2 separate regions of the Homo sapiens genome follow, and region 1 is linked to region 2. Evidence: read pairs that join two places in POLR2A ChIA-PET (ENCODE). Cell type or tissue: Panc1. All regions are shown on one strand. Each heading gives the region's core, and the rest is flanking DNA. Links, peaks and the distances in the headings are about the cores only.

Region 1 (4,401 bases), core at 119-4,118, 81 kb before region 2:
GCTTTTATATAAATGGAATCAGAAAGTATGTACTCTTTTTGTCTGGCTTCTTTCACTCAAGATAATTATGTTGAGATCCATCCATGTTGTTGAATATAGCAATACCTTGTTCCTTTTTATTACTACTATTCTATGTATAGAACTCAATTTGTTTACTCCTTTCTAGCCTCTCCAGACAATAAATGATGTTAAAATTACGAAATGGCCTCTGGGTAAAGATCAAATCCAGGGTACTCTTAGGATAAGAAAAAGCTAAGGGGGTGATTTTAAAATTCTTTGCAAGACCTCCAAAAGACCTAAGGTGGCACCATCATAGAGAACCATTCAGTTAAACAACAGGGCTTCTAAGAAGCTTACAACTGTTGTTCCTCAGTGGTCTCACTAGAAAACCAAAGTAGAAAAGGCGGGCTTATCTCAAAGACATTTGTGGGTATGAATATTATGTCAAGGAGTAAACTCCAGCAGATTCACAGGACAACAAAGGAGTTTTTAAGAGGCTCCTACGGGGAGAAACACAGCTAGCCTGGACTGAAAGGAACAAAGAAAATACAAATGAAAAAACAATAGGCTGTTGACTCACTAAACTTTACAGACCAGAAGCAGGCTGAGAAACCACTCAGTTGCAAACACAGGTTCTCTTTTATTTAAAGAAGGACGATTCAGAATCCAAAAGCCCAGAAGGTAGAACTAAGAGCCATGGTGAGCCACTCTCAGGCTAGAGCAGGACTGAGTCTCCATCAGGAAACTTCCAACATTTGCCCAGCGTATTTGGGGACCGCTATTGAGTGCTATGTGCTCCAACGTGCCTCCTGCTGGCCCCCTTTTAAACAATCAGTGTCTTCGGCAGTTATCTTCTGCCTGTCCCGCCATTACACTCTGGGGAAGAGTGGTGGTGGTAGGGACGGGGAACAGTTAACTTCTCTCTTTAGTTTACAAATTGAGAGGGCCTGTACTTGAGAAGCTATACTTAAGAAGTCATATCTAAGTTTCTCATCCTCACCTAAGCCTGATTTAGTTCCGGAGATTGAGGGGTCTGAGCTGCTGATGTAAGGATGGCACTTTTGGGGACCTTGGGGAGGCTGAGGATACACAGATTTCCATAGCAACTGGGTATAAAACTGTTTGCTCCCTGCTGCCTCTGCTGAGCTGCCACAGCACTTTGTGCCTGTCTCTATTTATCCCAAATAATGTATGGCTACTGGTTGACTATTTATTTCCCTCATCAGATGTAAACTCCTCAAAAAGAAAGTGTTTTATTTATATCCATAGCATTAAGTCCTTCAAAGACTTGTTTGAATTTATGAATAAGTATATGAAGAAAGCCAGTCTGTCATGGACTCAGGCCATCCAAAGCCACACTAATGAATATAACAGCACACTCCCAGTGCACTTATGCGACGGGCCTCAGTTAAACATTTAGGAAAGCTAAGCAATTAAAAATAAGAATGTTCACCTTATCCACCACAGCAGCAGAGGGAATACTGAAACTCAGGACTGATTCTCAGGAACATCCTGAAAACACCACCCTATAAACCTGCATTTTAATAGCCTGACACAGCTCAAAAACATTGGCTGATAAGAGTGCAACTAGTTTTTAAAAAGAAAGAAAAAACCTTCCAAAGATGTTTCATTTTAAATTGTTTTTCTTTCTTTTTTTTTTCTTTTTTTCTTTTTTGGTTTTGAGATGGAATCCTGCTCTGTCACCCAGGCTAGAATGCAGTGGCATAATCTTGGCTCACTGCAACCTCCACCGCCTGGGTTAAAGCCATTCTCCTGCCTCAGCCTCCCCAAGTAACTGGGATTACAGGTGAACACCACCACATCCAGCTAATTTTATTATTTTTAGTAGACACGAGGTTTCACCATGTTGGCCAGGCTGGTCTCGAACTTCTGACCTCATGATCCGCCGGTCTCAGCCTCCCAAAGTGCTGGGATTACAGGCATGAGCCACCACGCCCAGCCTTTAAATTTTATTATAAATAACCAGTGATCAGTTATCAATAAGGCAAGTATAGGTTGACTCCTCAACTGTTGTACAAAAGAATAGAAGCGGGGGAGAAAATATTTCATTTGGAACACTTTTGTAAAAACCCCTTAAATTGAGGAGACTGAAATTATGAGCTCTAGGCCGGGCGTGGTGGCTCACACCTGTAATCCCAGCACTTTGGGAGGGTGAGGTAGGCGGATGACTTGAGTTCAGGAGTTCGAGACCAGCCTGGCCAACCTGGTAAAACCCCATCTCTACTAAAAATACAGAAATTAGCCAGGCATGGTGGCAGGCGCCTGTAATCCCAGCTACATGGGAGGCTGAGGCATGAGAATCACTTGAACCTGGGAGACAGAGGTTGCAGTGAGCCGAGATCACACCACTGTACTCCAGCCTGGGTGACAGAGTGAGACTCTGTCTCAAAAAAACACAAAAATTATGAGCTCTAGCTAGCACTCAGGTTTTAGGAAACAAATCTTTCTGTGAGGGTCTCCAAGAGATTTGTTTTTTGACACAATAAGGGCTCAATGACAGAGTAAAGAAATCATTCAGTAGCACTCCAGGGCAATACTTAGAGACATCTTTCTATCTTGAGATGCCAGCCTCTCAAAAAAGCTACTGTTCCTCTCAATGGGCCGGAAAATGTCTCAGATTAAGAAGCATTTCCTTTAGGTAACTATTACAATACACCTACTTCTAAGATATTTTCATGGGAAAAAAAATATATGTATCATCACCTTTAGAATATTAGGATATATTAGTATATATCAACACCTTTAGAAAGTCAATCACACTGTACACATAATTTGCAGGAAAAGAGAAACCGTGGGTGAAACAAATATTAGGCAGCAATAACTGAGGCAGATGAAAGTATTTACAAATTCATTTTTAACCCACTGCATTAACTCATTTTGAGCAAGATCATTCTTTCTACATTTCTGCTGGCAAAAATCAACCTTGCTGGTCTCTCAACACAAATGGCAACATTCATCCTAGCCCTCAGCTGATTCTCCTGCCCGGGAACTTCAGACTGTTCCTTGATCCCAATCACAACATTTGTAAAGAACGTCTACATGTAATAGGACCCAGATGTTTAATATTTTGTCTCAGATTTAAAAATAAAATTCAAAATGACCCAGAAAGCAAAGTAAAACAAAAAAATAAAAAATGAAGCTGGGCACGGTGGTTCACACCTGTAATCCCAGCACTTTGGGAGGCCGAGGTGGGTGGATCACCTGAGGTCAGGAGTTTGAGACCAGCCTGGCCAACATAGTAAAACCTAGCTCTACTAAAAATACAAAAATTAGCCGGGTATGGTGGCATGCACCTGTAGTCCCAGCTACTCAGGAGGCTGAGGCAGGAGAATCACTTGAACCCAGGACGCAGAGGGTGCAGTGAGCTGAGATCATGCCATTGCACTCCAGCCTGGGTGACAGAGTGATACTCTGTCTCAAAAAAAAAATAAAAATAAAAATAAGTAAAATGAAATAAAAAATGAAGCAACTGATTTAATCAATTTAAGCAAATGGTTACCAGTTCACATGAAGTTTCTCTCTCCTCTTCTGTCTCTTGGTCGAATATATCTTCATCTTATCAGCTACCGAGATAGTACCAGACATTGCCACAACCTACTGCATGCAAAGTGGTAATAAATGCAGTGGAAGGGAAATAGAAGATAATGAACCGATCCTTCATATACTCTAAATCTCTTTTCTACCTTGCTAAGAAAAACAAGATAAGTCCCTGGAGATACTCTAGAAGTAAATGTAACCATAGGTAAAACTCCACTCTAAAAAACACAATTATAATGTCCAGTTCTATGTAAATGGAGCTATTTCAAAAGCCTCACAAACAACTGATACTAACATTGCCTTGCTTATTTGGACATAACAAATTCCACTGAATGAGATATTTTTAAATATCTCTTCATTTAGCTAGCTACCTACTGAATACGATTATTCTTCAAGGGAGAATTCAAGCAAGAAGGTTCCTGCCCTCAAGAAAAACAGAAAAGACAATTATAATACGATATGCAGGGTGCCAAGAGGGAGGGTATCTAACCAAGTCTGTGAAGGATGGCAGAGAGGGGGAAGCAAGGGTAGACAGAAAAAAATGGAGGATTAGAGAAGGCCTCCTAAAAGAGGTGGCACCTTGTCTAAGTTATAAAGGACAATGGAAATAAACCAGGAAAATAGGGAGAAAGAGTATTGTACAGAAAAGAGAAAGACCAGATCCTAAGGTATGAAAGAAAATAGACTAAAGTGGCTCAGCTAGTGCAGAAGGTCAATGACAGGCAGTAGTGAGCGACAAAGGAGGAGAGGTCAGCCAAGTGATGAGGAGCCTTCTGTGCCACGCTAAGATTTGAGTATTACCCTGTAGGTAATGAAGAGGCATTATAAGGTTTAAGCAGAAGA
Region 2 (4,401 bases), core at 249-4,248:
GTGTGTGTGTGTGTGTGTGTGTGTGTTGGAGAGGGAGGTAGAAGGTGGGGATTATGTGTCTGCTCAGGTGGCCTCAGAGACAGCAGGGTGGTCTGAGGAGAGAGCACTGGACTGGGAGTTAGGAACGTGGCTTCTAATTCTGGCTTCAGCATTGACTGGCAGATTTTATGCAAATGATTAGACAAGTGTATGTTTTAGTTTCCTCCCCCGTAAAATGGGCAGAGAGAGTGATGAGAAGCTTCCATCATAAGAGCGAGTGTAACATAGGAGCAAAGAGCACAGGCTCTAGAACCAGACTGCCAGGGTTTAAATCTCAGCTCTACCTCTTACTAAATATATGGCCTTGGGTGAATTATTCCTTCTCTGTGTGTCTCAGGTTCTCTGTCTGTAAAATGGAAATGGTGATAATAATAGACCTATTTTAGTGAGTTGACACGAGGATTAAGTGAGTTAGTGACATTTATAAAGTATTTAAACAGTGATTATCACATATTAAGTACTCAAAAATTAAAAGCAACTATTATATACAAAACACTTAGCACCGTTTGGCTTTTATTATTAAAATTAATAAGGCAACCAGTGGCTGGGCATGGTGGCTCACACCTGTAATCCCAGCACTTTGGGAGGCCAAGGCGAGTGGATCACTTGAGGCCAGGAGTTCAAGACCAGCCTGACCACCAACATGGTGAAAACCCATCTCTACTAAAAAATAGAAAAAATTTAGCCGGGTGTGGTGGCAGGCGCCTGTGGTCCCAGCTACTCAAGAGGCTGAGGCAGGAGAATCGCTTGAACCCAGAAGGCAGAAGTTGTAGTGAGCCGAGATCACGCCACTGCACTCCAGCCTGGGCAACAGAGCAAGACTGTCTCAAAGGAAAAACAAAGGCCGGGCATGGTGGCTCATGCCTGTAATCCCAGGACTTTGGGAGGCTGAGGCGGGCAGATCATGAGGTCAGGAGATGGAGACCATCCTGGCTAACATGGTGAAACCCCATCTGTACTAAAAAAAAATACCAAAAATTAGCTGGGCGTGGTGGTGGGCACCTGTAGTCCCAGCTACATGGGAGCCTGAGGCAGGAGAATGGCGTGAACCCAGGAGGCGGATTTTGCAGTGAGCCGAGATCATGCCACTGCACTCCAGCCTGGGCGACAGAGCAAAACTCCGTCTCAAAAAAAAAAAAAAAAAAGTACCCAGCTCCGTGGCTTGTTCCTGTAGTGCCAGCTACTCAGGAGGCTGAGCCCAGGAGTTTAAGGCTGAGCCTAGGATTTTGAGGCTGCAGCACGCTATGATCATGCCCATGAATAGCCACTGCACTCCACCCTGAGCAACATAGCGAGGCCCCATCTCTGAAATAAATAAATACATTTTGTAAAACTGATCAACATAATAATAAAGAGTACCATGCTTGGATTCGGGAGACCTGAGTTCTCAGCCCAACTTGTTTGTTCACGTTCTGTATCAGTTAGAATTCAATTCAACTGTAAATGATAGAGAAGTGAAATAACAATTGTTGAAAAAAATAGAATTTTATTTCTCTTTCACATAAAGTCTGGCGATTAACATTCCAGAGCTGGTATGACAATTCTATAATTAATGGAGACCCAGAATTCTATCTTATTGCTCTCCGATTCTCCAGGAAGAATTTCCACCTCATAGTCCAGGATGGCTGCTTAAACTCTAGCTATCTAATCTGCAGCCCAGCCTGCAGGAAGGAAGGAGGATCTGTCCACGTCAAACTCTGACCTTTAAGTGTACTTCCCAGGAATTACTCACACCACTTCTATTTACATCCCAGTGGCCAGAATTTAGTCATGCAACCACACCTCACTAGAAAATACAGCCTTTATTCCAGACAACCAGACAATAAGGTCCGCAGCTGAAAGGTAGGGAGAAGGGAATGGCATTTCCAGGAAAGAAGGGGAGGATAGATATTGCAAGACACCCAGCAGGCTCAGCCATGCTTGGCTATGTGATTTTGAGCAAGCCACAGATTTAACCAAAATAAGAGAATCAGGCCAGGTGACCTCCTTCCAAAGTCCTTTTGGGTTCTAAAGTTCTATAATTCAGTGGCTGATTGATTTTATAATTCCTTTAAACCTAGGTGAATCTGACGTCATTCAAATGAAATGAGACCTCTGTGCCAAATACATGCCATAATCAATTGTTGGAATGTAAATCTTCTGGTGAAGAGAAAGGATTTAGGAACTTTGCCTTCTTGACTGTTGTCAAAATAGGCTAAGCAGATCTAGCAGATAAAAGTCCAACGGTAGGGATGATACCACCTGCATTGACACTTTGATGCTCCTCAGTTTCCAAGCTTGCTCTTGCTCTTTTGTACCTGTTTGGTTTCTCTGCTTGGAATTTAGGGAGCTGTGTTTATTGAGGGGAAGACAGCAACCCCAGGGAGCTCTATTGGCCCCCAATTATACAATACGAAATAGCAGAACAAATGGTCTGTGTGCCAGGATTCAGTGGTCTGTTGTTCCTAATACGTTAAATTGTGATTATATTATTTTTTATTGAAATGTAGTTCACCAACCATACAATTTACCACTTTAAATGTGTACATTTCAATGGTTTTAGCTGATGGACTTTTGGATTGTTTTCTTTTTTTTGAGTCTCACTCTGTCACCAGGCTGGAGTGCAGTGACGCAATCTCAGCTCACTTCTCAGCTCACTGCAACCTCCACCTACCGGGTTCAAGGTATTCTCTTGCCTCAGCCACATGAGTAGCTGGAACTACAGGCGTGTGCCACCATGCCCAGCTAATTTTTGTATTTTTAGTAGAGACAGGGTTTCACCATGTTGGCCAGGCTGGTCTCAATCTCTTGACCTTGTGATCCGCCCACCTCAGCCTCCCAAAGTGCTGGGATTACAGGCGTGAGCCACGGCGCCCATCCTGGATTGCTTTCTTCTTTTGGTTATTGTGACTCTGGAGCCAGATGGACCCAGGTTGCTAGTTGGGTGAACTTGGAGAATGTTACTTAAATTTTCTGAGCCTTGGTTTCTTCTTCTTTAATAAGAGGATGATAATACCCACTTTACAAAGATAAAACAAAATGAAGAATTTAAGCTTCTTGCTCTATATTTGGTTTTCAATGAATGGGAATATTATTCTGCTAAATGGTCAAATTGATAAAGAGAGGAACCACATCAGGTTTGTCCATACCTACTTCTCAACATCTAGTACAGAGCCTAGCACGCAGGCAGTGACCGGTAAATATTTTTTGAAAAAATAACTAAACAACCACAAAACCCTTATTTTGAGGCACATTCCTCAAGAATAATAAGCCACAGAACAAGATTTGGGAAGTGCTTTCTTAAATTTGAACTTAGTATATTCAGTTGGTGCATTTGCTCACCTTCTATTTTTTATACATTTTTAAAAATTGTGGTAAAATGTGCATAACAGAAAGTTGACCACTGTAACCATTTTTAAAGTGTACATTTCAATGGCATTAAGTACATTCACATTGTTATACATCCATCACCACCATCCTCCTCCAGCACTTTTTTCATCTTCCCAAACTGAAACTTTATACCCATGAAATGGCACAACAACTCCCCCTCCCATCCTCCCTTCCCTCCACTTTATTCCTGGCAACCACTATTCTAGTTTCTGCCTATGAATTTGACCACTCTCATATAACCTCATATAAGTGGAATTGTACATTATTTGTTTGTGACTGGCTTATTTCACTTAGCATAATGTCTTCAATGTCCATTCAAGCTGAAGTATATGTCACAATTTCCTTCCTTTTTAAGGAATAGTAGTTCATGGTATGTATAGATCACATTGTGTTTCTCCATTCATCTGCCAATGGACACTTGGGTTGTTTCTACCTTTTGGCTCTTGTGAATAATGCTGCTATGAACGTGAGTGTACAAATATCTCTTCAAGACCCTGCTTTCAGTTCTTTGGGATAATACCCATAAGTGGAATTGCTGGATCATGTGGTAATTCTTTTAAGATTTTCTGAGGAACTATTCTACTGTTTTCCATAGCAGTTGCCCCATTTTACATTTCCATCAGCAGTGCACCAGGGTTTCAATTTCCCCACTTCCTCACCAACACTTGTTATTTTGGGGTTTGGGGTTTCTTTTTTCTTTTTTCCTAATAGCTATCCTAATGGATGTGAGGTGGTATCTCACTGTGGTGTGGTTTTAATTTGCATTTCTCTAATGATTAGTGATTTGAGCATCCTTTCAAGTGCTTGTTGTCCACTTGTATATCTTCTTTGGGGAAATGTCTATTCAAGTCTTTTGCCCATTTTGCAATCAGATTGGGTTTTTTGTCGTTGTTAAGTTGTAGGAGTTATTGATATACTTTGGATGTTAATTCCTTATCAGATATATGATTTGTAATATTTTCTCCCATTCAGTGTATTGGTTTTTCACTCTGT

Evidence for each region. Peaks named below come from ENCODE experiments on the same cell type or tissue, not always from the same donor. Only the 100,000 strongest peaks of a DNase experiment are listed, where the experiment ranks them.
Region 1: POLR2A ChIA-PET joins it to region 2 with 6 read pairs; 4 of 35 experiments call an interaction of 5 or more read pairs at or near these places.

The regions. Positions count from the first base shown.
Region 1 is chr9:123,851,256-123,855,656 of GRCh38, forward strand. All of the region lies in intron 2 of DENND1A (DENN domain containing 1A), which reads right to left. Among named protein-coding and RNA genes, the nearest start is that of DENND1A, 77 kb to the right of the region's middle. In Panc1, for the core only: no CTCF peak of the experiment used is centred there; no DNase peak of the experiment used is centred there.
Region 2 is chr9:123,931,858-123,936,258 of GRCh38, forward strand. No RefSeq gene overlaps it. Among named protein-coding and RNA genes, the nearest start is that of DENND1A, 3.9 kb to the left of the region's middle. In Panc1, for the core only: no CTCF peak of the experiment used is centred there; a DNase peak (open chromatin) is centred at 1,804.